Linked DNA regions of Homo sapiens: region 1 is linked to region 2. Evidence: read pairs that join two places in POLR2A ChIA-PET (ENCODE). Cell type or tissue: PC-9. All regions are shown on one strand.

Evidence for each region. Peaks named below come from ENCODE experiments on the same cell type or tissue, not always from the same donor. Only the 100,000 strongest peaks of a DNase experiment are listed, where the experiment ranks them.
Region 1: POLR2A ChIA-PET joins it to region 2 with 10 read pairs; 3 of 35 experiments call an interaction of 5 or more read pairs at or near these places.

What each region holds. Positions count from the first base shown.
Region 1 is chr10:63,290,358-63,298,357 of GRCh38, reverse strand. All of the region lies in intron 2 of JMJD1C (jumonji domain containing 1C), which reads left to right. Among named protein-coding and RNA genes, the nearest start is that of MIR1296, 79 kb to the left of the region's middle. In PC-9, no CTCF peak of the experiment used is centred here; no DNase peak of the experiment used is centred here.
Region 2 is chr10:63,510,299-63,518,298 of GRCh38, reverse strand. It overlaps a transcript of JMJD1C not described here. Among named protein-coding and RNA genes, the nearest start is that of REEP3, 7.1 kb to the left of the region's middle. In PC-9, no CTCF peak of the experiment used is centred here; a DNase peak (open chromatin) is centred at 3,028; H3K27ac peaks cover 1,220 bases.

The DNA.
Region 1 (8,000 bases), 220 kb after region 2:
ATGGTCCTGTTTATGTCACAGATGTCACTTCACCAGCTGGAAATTCTGTGGCCAGTGGCACCAGTGCTTGAGTTTTGCTTATTCCCACTGGGCTCATTCTGCCTACTTGGCCTGGCAGGCTGAACTCGGCTCACACTACTGGCCTGGATCTCACGCCTATCAAGGGCGAGCCAGGAGCAGAGTGGTGAGGGGTGTGTGACCGGGCAAGCACAGGGTCCAATCACTGTGCACAGCCAGGCATACTGGCTGCTATAGTGGGGCAGGCAGTTCCAGTCACCAGCACAGGTCTGGCCCCATTGTGAGGCTGCAGCTGGATCAGATGTACCGTAAGCAGCTGTCGCTGCAGCACCCGCGTGTGGATGGAGGGAATGTGGTATCATCTGAAAGCTTAGAAATGCCAGGATCTGCAGAGCCCCCAAAAAGGGTGTTACAGCGTGTCACAGCCCTGGCTTGAGGAGCCCTGAGGTCTGGGCTCCCAGTAGGGCCACAGCTCTTCTTTCTTTCTCGTCACCTGCAGTGTGGCGAGTGAGGGGGTGAGTTTCTGGAGGGCAGTTTCAGCCCATTTGTGTTACAGCTCTTTCAGTCCTGCCATCCCGCTCCAGCTGGCAACTCCTGGGCTGGCCCGGCCCTGTTGCTTTTTCCCATCCCATGGGGTGGCTACCTGGTGGAGGGCAGGAGGGCTGTAGTGTTACGGAAGCTCTGGCTTTGGGAACCCCAAGGTCTGGGCCCCCAGAAAGTTCACCACTCTTCACTTTCACAATCTGGGAGCATGTTACCACCCACACCTCAGTAAGCCAGCCAGGAATGTGTTACAGCTCCTTTCAGTCCTGCCATTTGGTGGGTCCAGAGTTCTTGTCCTGCATCCAGGAAGAATGAGGTTATGTGGACAACTGGAGGGTGAGCAAGACAGAGAGGAGTGATAGAACAGCTCTCAGCGGAGAGGAGACCTGAAGTAGGTAGCTCCTATCTGCAGACAGGTAGTCCTGATGAGTGTCCAAGCCTGGCTGAGCCCGGGGTTTTTATAGGCTCAGAATGGAGGAAGTGCATGCTGACTGGTCCATGGGTGGGCCTGGAAAAAGCACTATCCGACTGGCCAAAAGGCATCAAGGAAGTTCTCTGGGTTGGAGACTCTACCCAGAACTGGCAGCCCGGCCTCCAGGCTTCAGGCCATCCCTGGCTTGTAGGATTACAGGCGTGAGCCACCGCGCCTGGTTTATTTAATGTTTTTAAATAAACACTTCGCTGTCGACACAACTAAACTGCATATACTTTTCAGGATCCTGGGTATGATGATGAGAAAAGATGCCAAAGGAGATGACTGGTTCCTAATTTTGAGAAACTTTCAAAGTGGTGAAAGAAACACATATGGTTCAAGAAGGGAATAATTATATAGTAACAGGTACTTTGAAGAAATGTGTAACCTGATTTATGAAAATCTTAAAATGGGAACTTACGAGTAAAATAGAGATTTTTGCTTTAAATTAAAAAAAATTGTCTATCCTCCACCCCCTTTTCTTTTAAGAACTTCATACTGTCAACCAGGAGAGACTATCTTTTACAGCTAGATAACTAGGCTTACTAGCATGTAGAAAATATAGCTGATCTCATTATATGCAGATTCTGTAATTGCAAATATGCCTACTCACTAAAAATTATTTGTAACCCAAAATGGCACTTCCTTGACCATTCATAGACTTACGCAGAGTGGAGAAAAATTTTTGTCACCTATACGCACATTTCCAACTGAGATTGAACAGGTGATGTTCTGCTTTTTTGTTTCAGATTTCATACTGTAAACAAGTATCCTTTTAATGGTCTATTTAATGTCATGTTTTTTGTATTGTTCTGTTTTTCTGGTTTAGGTTAGTGATTTTGCTGTTTAAAATACTCCCCAAATGTAGTGCCGAGTACTGCCTAATGTTTTTTAAGGGCAAGAAGGCTGTGATGATATGCCTTTTGTGGAAAATACATGTGTTAGACAAGTTTCATTTAGGCATGAGTTAATAGTGCTGCTGTTCGTGATCTCAATATTAATGAATCAACAAGATAGCCAGGCATGGTGTCTCATGCCTGTAATCCCAGCACTTTGGGAGGCTGAGACGGGTGGATCACCTGAGGTCAGGAGTTTGAGACCAGCCTGGCCAACATGGTGAAGACCTGTCTCTACTAAAAATACAAAAAATTAGCTGGGCGTGGTGGTGCATGCCTGTAATCCCAGCTTGGGAGGCTGAGGCAGGAGAATCATTTGAACCTGGGAGGCGGAGGTTGCAGTGAGCCAAGATTGTGCCATTGCACTCCAGCCTGGGCAACAAGAGTGAAACTCCATCTAAGAAAAAAAAAAAAATATATATATACACACACACACACACACACACACACACACACACACACACACACATATACGTGTATATATATATATGTATACACATGTACATGTATATACATACACGTATTCATGTATATATATATACATATATATAGTGTGGTTAAGCAGAAACACACATGAAACATGTTTGTGGATAAATACAGTTAACAAAAATGTGACAAGGGGCTCATTGGAGCCTACCTTGTATTTTCCTTAAGAACAGTAGCTCAGTATTTACTAATTCATTGTTTAAAGGGGCTTTACAGAGCGTAACTACCATGCATAACAAGAATCAATTGTACCTACCAGATTTTTCTTGACTAAACTGTTGAAAAAATTTTGTCTCTAACAATTTGGAAATAAATTGTACCTTTTTCTGTTTGAAATGAAACTTGCTCATAAAACAATTCAAAATCTAGTTAATGCTTCTTGAGAGAGACCCCTTTCTTGATCAGCAGGTTCTCTGGTGAGCCTATATAGAATCATAGCAAGAAAGCAGCCAATGAAGACAGAACTCATAGGCTTGAAACACTAATTGTAATTTCTTAACATTTTCAGTTAATACTTATGGTTGCCCTCAGAATTCTAAATGCAGGCTAGGCATGGTGGCTCACACCTGTGACTTTGGGTGGCCGAGCACTTTAGGAGGCTGAGGCAGGAGTATCACTTCAGGCCAGGAGTTCAGAACCAACCTGAGTGAGACCCTGTCTCTACCAAAAAAAAAAAAAAAATTAGTTGGGCACAGTGGCACATGTCTGTGTTCTGAGATACTCAGGGAGGCTAAGGCAGGAGGATCACTTGATCTGAGGAGTTCACACCTGCAGTGAGACTGAGCCATGATCAAGCCACTGTACTCCAGCCCCAACGACACGGAGAGATCCTCACTCAAAACAAAAAATCTAAATGCTATTCCTTTTTTTTTTAACTACTTCAGAAAGAATCTTTATCTTCTAATTGCTGTTTTTTAAATTTGATGACCTAAGATGGTTGTGGCTCTTCTTACATAATTTCCTCATAAAAAACTGTAGACTGGCTGCAACAATTTAGTTCTACATTTTCAATAATGCCTTTTAAAATTAACTTCCTAGGAGCTGGTGGAAAGTGTTTTCCTTAATGACCCTCAATTTTAGAACTTCTTTAAAAATATTTAATGATAGCCTTTGTTTTTAGATACTATGGAAAATACAAAAACAAAATTGAAGAAATCTTTGTCTTCCTAGAACTCCAAAGTTTTGTGGAGACAGATACATGCATAAATAACAAGTTAAAACTATTTTTACTGTGTGGTAGTAGAAGTCCAAACAGATAGCAGTGGGTATATAAAGCAGGAAAGGATTAATTTTGAGTGATGAGATACAGAAATTAATTCATAGACAAGGCTATGTTTGAACTAGGCCTTGGAAAGATTGACCAGGGTGCAGTGGCTCAGGCCTGTAATCCCAGCACTTTGGGAGGCCAAGGCGGGCGGATCACGAGGTCAAGAGATGGAGACCATCCTGGCCAGCATGGTGAAACCCCGTGTCTACCAAAAATACAAAAATTAGCTGGGTGTGGCGGCACACACCTGTAGTCCCAGCTACTCAGGAGGCCGAGGCAGGAGAATTTGCTTGAACCCTGGAGGCGGAGGTTACAGTGAGCCGAGATGATACCACTGCACTTCAGCTTGGCAACAGAGTGAGACTCTGTCTCAAAAAATTAAAAAAAAAAAAAAGATTGAACTGAACAGATAAAGGGAAACATCTTGAGCTAAATTAGACGAGAATAAATGTAAAAGAACAGAGGACGTTTAAGGATGTGAGATACGCATAATTACGAAAATGACCATAGTGAACTATGAATCTGGAAAGCAGAAAGGGTTGAATTGCTGAAGAGTTCATCTGCAAGGTGAAGATGATTAGGATATCTTGCAAAATGTAGTAATAAAGTGCTTTGAATAGGGAATGATTTAGTTAAATTTGTCTTTTAGGATCAGTTGGAAGAGTTAGATTAAATGCAAGAAGGGCAATTAAATTAAAAAGAACTGAATTAGTACATGGGAAAGGTCAGAAAAAGGACCTAGATGTGACAGTTTACTGCATATAGATAATACTTAGAGCCATAAGTTGATCAGTTGGAGTTCAAAGTGATTGGCTTAATCTTGAGCCACATCCACATTTAAGGGTTGTGAAGAAGTGGAGCCATCTGGGAAGATTGAAAAAAAAAATTAGAGAAATAGGGAAAGCATCAGAATATGGTATTTTCAAAGTCAAAGGAGAAATAAGCCTCTTATAGGTTATCATTAATACGAATGCCTCTGTGTTGAGGAGGGTGGAGGACTGAATTTATCAATAATTGGGCCATTACTTTGAGAGAGGAGTTTCAAAGGAATGCAGAATTAGACAGCTAGATCACATGTGATTATAAAAGTAGGATGACCTGAAGATTTTATCTTCAGGCCCTATTTTATGACAATGAGTGTGTTGATTGTGTATTTTTGATAAAGAAGGAAAAACAAATATTACATATTTATATTTTATTTGATGGACCTGAGAGAATGGTAGCAGTGAATGTAAGTGGTAAGTAAAAGAAGTAGGAGAGGTCTGATCATCAGAATATGGCTAGGAAGGTAGTGATATATTCTTGGAATAAAAGCTCTGTGAGAGCAGAAAGATTTGTTTGGTTCTACACACTACTTATCTCTAGGTATTTGTTGGTTTATTTGCTGGCAAGAAGGATGAATATAAAATGGAGTGACCATGGTTTATTTCAGTTAAGGTTTGGTGGCATTGAGACCACCAAACCAAGAAAAGGTCGAGGAAGTCATTTATTCTTTGAGACTGATGCTAGAATAACAACAGTAGAAGTGATTATTTCTGATAATGGGGATTAGAATGTGTAATCTTCCTGGGGAAAATACTTGGCTAGGTTGGTTGTAGGCAATGGTTTGTTTGTTTTGTTTGTTTGTTTATTTTGAGAGGAAGTCTCACTCTCGCCTAGGCTGGAGTGCAGTGGCATGATCTCGGCTCACTGCAACCTCTGCCTCCTGAGTTCAAGTGATTTTCCTGCCTCAGCTTCTCAAGTAGCTGGGATTACAGGCAAGCACCACCACGCCCAGCTAAGTTTTGTATTTTTTGTAGAGAGGGGTTTCACCATGTTGGCCAGGCTGGTCTCTAACTCCTGACCTCAGGCGATCCGCCCACTTCAGCCTCCCAAAGTGCTGGGATTACAGGCGTGAGCCACCACACCCAGCCGGAAGTGGTTTTAAGGAAGACATTAAGAATGGTAGGTGACTTTATATCATCCTGTTAATAAAGAGGGACTATGGACGAAGTGGATTTGGCTTTAGAATGTTTGTAAACATTAGTATGATGTGATGATTGTCCTGTTTTATTTTTATTTTTTTGAGACAGAGTCTTGCTCTGTCATCCAGGGTGGAGTGCAGTGGCGTGATCTCGGCTCGTTGCAACCTCTGCTTCCCGGGTTCAAGCAATTCTCCCACCCCAGCCTCCTGAATAGCTAGGACTATAGGCATGCAACACCATGTGTAGCTAATTTTTGTATTTTTACTAGAGACGGGGTTTCGCCATGTTGGCCACGCTGGTCTTGAACTCCTGGCCTCAAGCAGTTGCCCACCTTGGCCCCCCAAAGTGTTGGGATTTCAGGCATGAGCCACTGCACCCAGCCATTTTAGTAAAATTCTTTAAAACAAGCCTGTGGGAGTGAAATTAAAATGCAGAATAGAAATATAAATTTAGGGCCCAGCATAGTGGCTCACATCTGTAATCCCAGCACTATGGGAAGCTGAGGTGGGAGAATCACTTGAGACCAGGAGTTCAAGACCAGCCTAGGCAAAAAAAAAAAAAAAAAAATCTGTCTCTACAGAAACTAAAAAAAATTAGTCAGATATGGTGGCGTGTGCCTATAGTTCCCAGCTATTCAGGAGGCTAAGGTGGGAGGATTGCTTGAGTCCAAGAGGCTGATAATGTAGTGAGCTGTGATCGTGCCATGACACTCCAGCCTAGGCAACAGAGTGGGACCCTGTCTCAAATACACACACACATACAACACACACAGACATGCACACACACATTTCTCATGTCTATACATAGTTTATTTTCCATTTCCAGTCAACCTCCCCCACCCAAAGAAATGAAGAGACAGATTAAAATAAAAGATTAGTTGTAAACCCAGCTTTATTATAGAGACTAGGATAGCAAAAGCATTGCAAAATTGTAATTCCAGCTGGGCACAGTGGCATATGCTTGTAGTCCCAGCTACTCTGGAGGCTGAGGCAAGAGTTTGAGGCCATAGTGCACTGTGATCATGCCTGTGAATAGTCACTGCACTCTAGCCTGGGCAACTTAGCAAAGCCGTTTCTTTCCGGTTTTTTTTTTTTTTTAGATGGAGTTTCACTCTTTTTGCCCAGGCTGTAGTGCAGTGGCATGATCTCGGCTCACTGCAACCTCTGCCTCGCGGGTTCAAGCGATTCTCCTGCGTCAGCCTCCCAAGTAGCTGGGATTACAGTCGCCTGCCACCACACCTGGCTAATTTTTTGTATTTTTAGTAGAGACGGGGTTTTACATGTTGGCCAGGATGGTCTTGATCTCGTGACCTTGTGATCCGCCCACCTTGGCCTCCCAAAGTGTTGGGATTACAAGCGTGAGCCACCTCGCCCAGCCCTTTTTTTTTTTTTTTTTTTTTTTCTGAGACAGACTTTCACTCTTTTTTCCCAGGCTGGAGTGCAATGGCGCTATCTCAGCTCACTGCAACCTCTGCCTCCCGGGTTCAAGCGATTCTCCTGCCTCAGCCTCCCAAGTAGCTGGGATTATAGGCATGTGCCACCATGCCTAGCTAATTTTTTTTGTATTGTTAGTAGAGAGAGAGTTTCACCGTGTTAGCCAGGCTGGTCTTGAACTCCTAACCTCGTGATCCGCCCACCTCGGCCTCTCAAAGTGCTGGGATTAGAAATGTGAGCCACTGCGCCCAGCCCAAGCCCTGTTTCTTAAAAAGAAACAAAGTAGTTGTAATTGCAATCAGATTTTTCTTACTAAATATCTATGAGTGTTTGGACATGTTTTGAAACAACTAATATACTTAATATTTTTTCTCAATATTTGCTATCTTAAAAAAATAAAGATTTCATACTGATTTTTTTTAGCTTGTCGTTACTTTCTTCATGAAGAAATTTAAATTTCTACAGCCAGTCCTCTTCATTATTGTGACATGAATTCCAATCCTGAATATCATGAACTTATAGTAATAGCAAAATTGCAAGCATTTTGCTACAGTGTGTATTTTAATCTCTTTCCATAAATAAGTACCTCAGAGTAATCATAGACATTAGACATAAAAAAGTCCTATTGGATTATTTTGTTTGTGTCTTGCCAGTGTAGCTTTTCCCTATATTATCGCTTCAGAAGCTTTTTACCATCTACTTTTATTTATTTATTTTTGAGACAGAGTCTTGCTCTGTCGCCCAGGCTGGAGTGCAGTGGTGCGATCTTGGCTCACTGCAACCTCCGCCTCCTGGGTTCAAGCGATTCTCGTGCCTCAGCCTCCTGAGTAGCTGGGTTTACAGGCATCCGCCACCACGCCTGACTAATTTTTAATAGGGACGGGGTTTCACCATGCTGGCCAGGCTGGATTCGAACTCCTG
Region 2 (8,000 bases):
AGGGGCACATTGAATCTGATGTGGTTGAGAACTGTTGATCTAAAGTAAGAGTAACTTCATCTGAGAAGAGTCTCTCATGAAAAGTGCCCAGATTTTAGTGGAGGGTGTTTATAATTTCTGTGTATTGGACTGTGTCTCAGATACACAGAAATCTGCCAAATTTATTAGCAGATAGTTGAGATTTGCTAAGAAATAAGTGGCCATTATGCTGGGTGCGGTGGCTCATGCCTGTAATCCCAGCACTTTGGGAGGCCGACAAGGGCAGATCACTTGAGGCCAAGAGTTCGAGGCCATCCTGGCCAATGTGGCAAGACCTCATCTCTACTAAAAATACAAAAATTAGCTGGGCATGATGGTGCACACCTGTAATCCCAGCTACTTGGCAGGCTGAGGCAGGAGAATCACCTGAACCTGGGAGGCGGAGGTTGCACTGAGCTGAGATTGCACCACTGCACTCCAGCTTGGGTGACAGAGTGAGACTCTGTCTCAAAAAAAAAAAAAAAAAAAAAAAAGTGGCCATTAGATAAGTACTTCACTGTATAAGATAAGGTGCTAGGGGCACTGGGAGAAAAGGAAATATAGTACCTTCTGCCTAGAAGCTTTTATAGTGTGGTCTCTTGGAGTGCTTGAAATCATTTCTTATATAGAAGATATGATTTCTTTAAGTACTGAACTTAATTTTGATTTTATACATATATCACTAATATTCATACATTGTGCTATATAAAGCGCATCCTTCATTGTGTTCTGCAAAGACACTTTTCTTCTCTGAGGAAGGCAATGTATTTAGGGCAAAGGACATTCTCACAGGAGACCTAGTTCTACTACCGGTAATAGGATGTTTGGTAAATCACACTGTATGTTTCCTGTTGAATATGGGGATGATACTGTTATGAAGATCAAAAATAAGAGGCTTTAAAATCTAAGGGTAATTAGACTGTTAAAAGCATTGGTTTCTCTTTTAAATATTAGTTTTCCTAGGAGATATGTGGAATGTGCATCTTCTGCATGTTAAAAGAGTTCATTTATTAGCAGAGCAACAGAGACTAAGAAAGTACCTAGGAGAGCAGGTAGTGAGAGCAGAATTAGAGGGTACAAAGATAATGTCTGATCGCTGTAATTATTAATGAGAATGCTAATGAGACTGAATACTAGGTCACCTTCGCATTTCTATTAAGAGAGCATTTTCAGTGGCTAAAAAATATATTTATTTGGAGAAAGGCTAAAATTACTAAATGAGTCTGTCTTTCATAGTTGTTTAGAAAATAGGGGGAGAGAGAGGATCTTAAGAAGACTGACATAACAGAAGAAAGCTGTTCTTTTTCTGTCTGCTGCTAGATGGATACCTCTTTTCTCTCAGGCAGTCGCTTATGGAATTATGGTTACAACAGAGGTTCAGTTTGGCTTCAGAGATTGAATGATAATGAAATGATACTGAAAATACAATGATCAGATAGCAATAGAATAAAAAGATTAGGTTCTGATTAAGTATTCACTATAGGTATTGGTAGAAAAAGATGGTGACTAGCTGACAACACAAAAAGTAAAATACATCTGTGATGGCTGGATCTGGGAAGCACACACAGTAAGAAATTGACATTATCTGAGATTCTTACACATTTCCAGTAGTAGCCTTAACTATAACAATTAAGGATTTAGACAGAAGCTTTTGTTTTTCCTTCATGGTAAAATATGGTTTTGTGTTTGACCATGTTAAGTGGCAGAGAAACATCTAGTTTAAGATAATTGAGGTACTTTTACTATTTATTTAAAATAGAATAGATTAAATCAGGGTTTTAAGCTCAAGATAGACTTATGATTTCAGGTATTCAGGTGCATATGGGGTTGTGGTATAATTTGCCAAATCTGAAATATTTGATAATGACATCATGTCTAGTAAGCAGAATTTCAACAGATTTCTGTTGATGTCTTGAGTGATAATTCAAAGCACGTGGAATAAATTTAAAAGGGAACAGTGAAAAATTAGTCTTTTTTTCTTCCCTGTTTCCAGCTACTCAGTTCATTTCACAGGCAGTCTCTGTTCCCAGGTTTTTTTTTTTTTTTCCCTCAAAGTCCAGAAACATACCCAATTATTAATAGATATTTAGTCTAAGATAAAGACAGCATTTTATGGTTTTTGGAACACGATGGAATTATTCAGTAAACGATGTGACAACCAGCCAGCCATTTAATAAAAACTGAAGAAAAAAAATTCTGATAGGTAGGAAATGGAAAAACTGAAAGTACCATAAAAGTACAAAAAAATAGATAAAGGTATTATATTCTTGATAGCAGGAGGACCTTTCTGTCGTAAAATCAGAAACCATAATCATAGATTTGAGTATACAAGAATTGAAACTCCTGTGCCTCCAAAACCAATATAAACAAGATTAAAAGACAGATGACAAACTAGGAAAAAATTTGTAAAACCTGACAGAGGGTTTTTTGTCTGATTTTTGGGTATATATCTTCATATACAAAGCACTCTTAAAAACTATTAAGAAGTAATCTCTGAAGACTTCCAATTTCCAGTGTAGCATGTAAGGAGCTCAGTAATTGCCACTTGGTCCTGACAACAAATAAATAACTGAACAAAATGAAGAATAGACAACACTTCTTAGATTCCTCAGATAAGTGAAGTCACAGGGCAAACCACATCCTCCAAAACTGGAGAGACAGACAGCTGGATACAGAGAATCACAACTACTGAAGCAGAAACCGAGGATCAGAAACCCCTGAGGGAACCAGTACCCGGGTAGGAAAATCTGAGCTGTAATTGAGGAGTTGCTGGAGGCTCAGTGTGGACAAGTCTGAGACCTAAAAGCTCCAGGGAGAGCCAGTCCTAAGGAAGCCCCCGTAGTTTTGTGAGATTTACTTCCTGGAGCTCTACCAGGTCCTCACAGTAAATATTTGAGAAAAATCCTCTTACGCTGTCAGCTGGAGAAGGGAGAAGTGAAACATTTTGAAATACACCAAGGTATTCTGTTCTTAACAAGGCCTGCCCTCAGGAGAAATTATTTCTCTTAGAACCAAACCTAACTGGGGAATGGGAAAAATGCAGCTCCAGTCAACTCTAGCCCTCCACATGGAGAAAAGGAAATTCCTAACTCCACCTCCCTCTAGACTTCCAGTTGTGGGAAGGGAAATAACTTCAGCCCTCTCCAGCCACCCTGTTCCATTTGAAGGGAGGAAAAAACCTGAGAAATGCTGGTGGAAGGTCACAGTCTAGAGGCACGGGCTCACCAGAGGACTGAGACCTAATCCTAGGCCTATAGAATGCTTCTCCTCCCCCATCACCCTAGTACTGCATTACAAAACACCTGTTTACTGTAGGCTTTAAAAAAAAAAATACTTAGTATTATTATGTCCACCTTTAACAAAAAATTACAGGCATACTAAAAGGCAAAAACTGTAGTTTGAGGAGACCAAACCAAACATCAGAACCATAGCTAAATATGGCAGGAATGTTGGAAATATCAGACCAGAAATTTTTTTACGTATTTTTACTTTTTTTTTAAGCTTTTATTTTAGATTCTGGGGTACATGTGTGTGGTCTGTTACCTAGGTATGTTGCATGATGCTGAGGTTTGGGGTCTGAATGGTCCCGTCACCCAGGTACTGACCTTAGTATCCCACAGTTTTTCATCCCTTCCACCCCCTCCCTCCCTCCTCTAGTAGTCTCCAGTGTCTATTGTTGCCATCATTATGTCAGTGAGTACCCAGTGTTTAGCTCCCACTTATAAGTTAGGGCATGCAGTATTTGGTTTTCTGTTCCTACCTTAATTTGCTTAGGATAATGACCTCCAACTCCATCCATGTTGCTGCAAAAGGACATGATTTCATTCTTTGTTATGTCTGCATAGTATTCCATGGTGTGTGTGTGTACTACATTTTCTTTATCCAATCCTGTTGATGGGCACCTAGGTTAATTCCATGTGTTTGCTATTGTGAATAGTGCTGTGATCAATATGTGAGTGCATGTGTCTTTTTGGTACAATGGTTTTTCTTTTGGTTGTATACCTGGTAATGGGATTGCTGGGTCGAGTGGTAGTTCTTTTAAAGTTCTTTCAGAAATGTCCAGACTGCTTTCCACAGTGGCTGAAGTAATTTACATTCCCATCAATAATGTATAAAGGTTTCCTTTTCTCTGTAGCCTTGCCAACATCTGTTGTTTTTTGACTTTTTAGTAATAGCCACTCTGACTGATGTGAGATGATAACTCATTGGGATTTTGATTTGCATTTCTCTGATAATTAGTGATGTTGAGCCTCTTTTTTCATGTTTGTTGGCTGCTTGTATGTCTTCTTTTGAGAAGTGTCTGTTCATGTGTTTTTGCCCATTTTTAAATGGGGTTATTTTATTTTATTTTATTTTATTTTATCTTTTGAGCTAGAGTCTTGCCCTGCCACCCAGGCTGGAGTGCAGTGGCGCGATCTCGGCTCACTGCACGCTCCACCTCCCGGGTTCACGCCATTCTCCTGCCTCAGCCTCCGGAGAAGCTGGGACTACAGGCTCCCGCCAACACGCCCGGCTAATTTTTTTGTATTTTTAGTAGAGACGGGGTTTCCCTGTGTTAGCCAGGATGGTCTCGATCTCCTGACCTCATGATCCGCCTGTCTCGGCCTCCCAAAGTGCTGGGATTACAGGCATGAGCCACCGTGCCCGGCCTAAATGGGACTATTTTTTGCTTCAGTTGTTTAAGTTCATTATCAATTCTGGATATGAAACCTTTGTCAGATACATGGTTTGTGAATACTTTCTCCCATTCTGTAGGTTGTCTGTTTTCTAACTTGATAGTTTCTTCTGCTATACAAAAGCTCTTTAGTTTAATTAGATCTCAATTGTCAATTTTTGTTTTTGTTGCAGTTGCTTTTGAGGACTTAGTCATAGAGTCTTTCCCAAGGTGCCAGTGCCCAGAGTGGTGTTTCCTAGGTTTTCTTCTAGGATTCTTATAGTTTGAGGTCTTACATTGAAGTCTTAAATCCATCTTGAGTTAATTTTTGTATATGGTAAAGGTAGGCATCCAGTTTCATTCTCCTGCAAATGGCTTGGCAGCTATCCCAGCACCATTTATTGAATAGGGAATCCTTTCCCCATTGCTTATTTTTGTTGACTTTGCCAAAGATTAGATGGCTGTAGGTATGTGGCTTTATTTCTAGGCTATGAATTAAAAAAAATATAGGATTAACATGCAAAAGGCTTTAAAGGAAAAAGTAGACAATATGCAAGAACAGATGGATAATGTAAGCAGAGAGATGGAAATTTTAAGAAAGAATAAAAAATAGTAAAAAATATTGTAACAAATGAAGAATTTCATTGATAGGCTCATTAGTATACTGGACTTTTAAAAATCTCTGAGCTTGAGGATATTACAAAAAGCTTCCAAAACTGGAAAGCAAGAAGAAAAATGACAGAGAAAAACTCCCTCAGAACAGAATGTGCAAGAACTGTGAGACAGCTGCCAAAGGTGCAAAATATACATAAGGAAATACCAAAGCAGCAGAAAAAAAGAAAGGAACAGAAGCAATATTTTAAGTAATAACTGAGAATTCCCCCAAATGAGTGTCAGATATCAAACTACAGATCCAGGAAGCTCAGAGAGCACCAAAGATGGTAAGTGCCAAAAATCTACACTTAGCCACACCATATTCAAACTTCAGAAAATCAAAGGTAAAGAAACCATCTTGAAAGAGGCCAGGGAGGAAAAATACCTTACCTATAGAGAAACTAAGATAAAAATTACATCCAACTTCTCAGAAATCATGCAAGCAAGAAGAGAATAGTGAAATATTTAGTGTTGAGAGAAAGAAGCCCACCACCTAGAATTTTATATCCTGCCATGTTGTGTTACCCTTCCAAAGTAAAGGAAGAATAAAGACTTACTCAAAGTGAAAATTGAGGGAATTTGTTGCAAATCCGATTTGTAAGAAATATGTATAAAAGACTTAAAGCAAAAATTGAGGGAATTTATTGCAAATCTGATTTGTAAGAAATATGTAAAAAAAAAAAGTTCAGAGAGAAGGAAAATAATATAGGTCAGAAGCTTGAATCTTAAAAACTTTTATATTCCTTGTTCATAATTGATCTGACAGATAACAGTTTGTTAAAATAATAATAGTGACCATGTATTCGATTATGCTTCTGTGGGTTTGTATATGTGTGTGTATCTATACATGGTACTTAGGTATAAGTGAAATGAATGACAGCAATGATGCAACAGATGAAAGAGTGAATTTAGGAATATTTGGTTATTATAAGGTACTTGGACTGCTTATGAAGTGGTATAGCATTGTTTGAGAGTGGACTTGAATGAGTTGTAAGTGTTTATTGCAAACTCCAGGGAAACCGCTGAGAGAAGTAAAAATTGAAAAAGAAGAAGGGGAAGGAGAAGGAAGGGAAAGATGAGAACAGTTATTCCTCAGTATACATGGGCAATTGGTTCCAGGGCTCCTTGAGTATACCAAAATCCTCACTTACTCAAGTCATGCAGATGGCCCTGTTGAACTTGTGTATACAAAACGTTGGTGCTACATATATGTAGTTTTCACATCCCACAAATACTGTATATATTTTTTTTTTTTTGAGATGGAGTCTTGCTCTGTCACCCAGGCTGGAGTGCAGTGGTGCGATCTCAGCACTCACTGCATCTTCTGCCTCCTTGGTTCAAGCAACTCAATTCTCCTGCCTCAGCCTCCGGAGTCACTGGGATTACAGGCGCCTGCCACTGCGCCCGGCTAATTTTTGTATTTTTAGTAGAGACGGGATTTCAGCATGTTGGCCTGGCTGGTCTCAAACTCCTGACCTCGTGATCCACCAGCCTTGGCCTCCCAAAGTGCTGGGATTACAGACGTGAGCCACCACGCCTAGCCAAATACTGTATTTTCTATCTGCTTTTAGTAAAAAGACATCTGCATATAAGAGGACCCATGCAGTTCAAACCCATGTTGTTTAAGGGTCAACTGTATAATCAATATGCCAAGAAAAGGGAGAAAATGAAATCATATAATGTGCTCAGTTAAAACCACAAAAGGCAGAAAAAGTGTAAAAGACGGAAATAGGAACAAAGAACAGGGGCCACACACAGAAACCTGTAATAAATATGATAGATACTAGTCCAGACTATATCAATAATCACTGTGGTTAAATATACCAATTAAAAGACAGAGATTAGTAGAGTGAATTAAAAAGCAAGACCCAACTATATGTTATCAACTAGAAACCCACTTTAAGTTTAAAGACACAAAGATTAAAAGTAAAGGAATGGAGAAAGATATATCATGCTAACATTAACCAAAATAAACTGAGGGTAGCTATATTAATAGTAGACTTCAGAGCACTGTACGTTATCAGGGATAAATAGGACGTAATGACAAAGGGTAAGTAATCCAAGAAGATACAACAATTCTTAATATCTATATGCCTAACAACAAAGCATCAGAATATGTGAGGCAAAAACTGATAGAACTACAATGAGAAATATATGAATGTACTATTATAATTGGACACTTTAACACTCCTGTATCAGAAATTGACAACTCCAGTAGACAAAAAATCAATAAAGACATAGTTGAAGTTGATAGCAGTATCAATCAACTGGGTATAATTGACATCTATAGACTACTTCAAATAACAGCAGATTACACATTCTTCTCAAGCTTACACGGAACATTCACCAAGATAAACTTCATTCTAGGCCATAAAACAAACCTTAACAAACTAGAGATCATGCCATATCTGTTCTCAAAGCACAATAAAATTAAATAGAAACCAGTAACTGAAAGATAGCTAGAAAATCCCAAAATATGTGGAAGATTAAACAACTTCTAAATAATACATAGTTCAAAGAAGGAATCTCAAAAACACTTAAAAATATTTTGAAATAAATCAAAATGAAAATACAGTTTATCAAAATTTGTGAGATGTAGTGAAACCAGAGCTTAGAGGGGAATTTATTGGATTGAATGCATTTATTAGAAAAGATGAAAGATCCAAAATTGGCC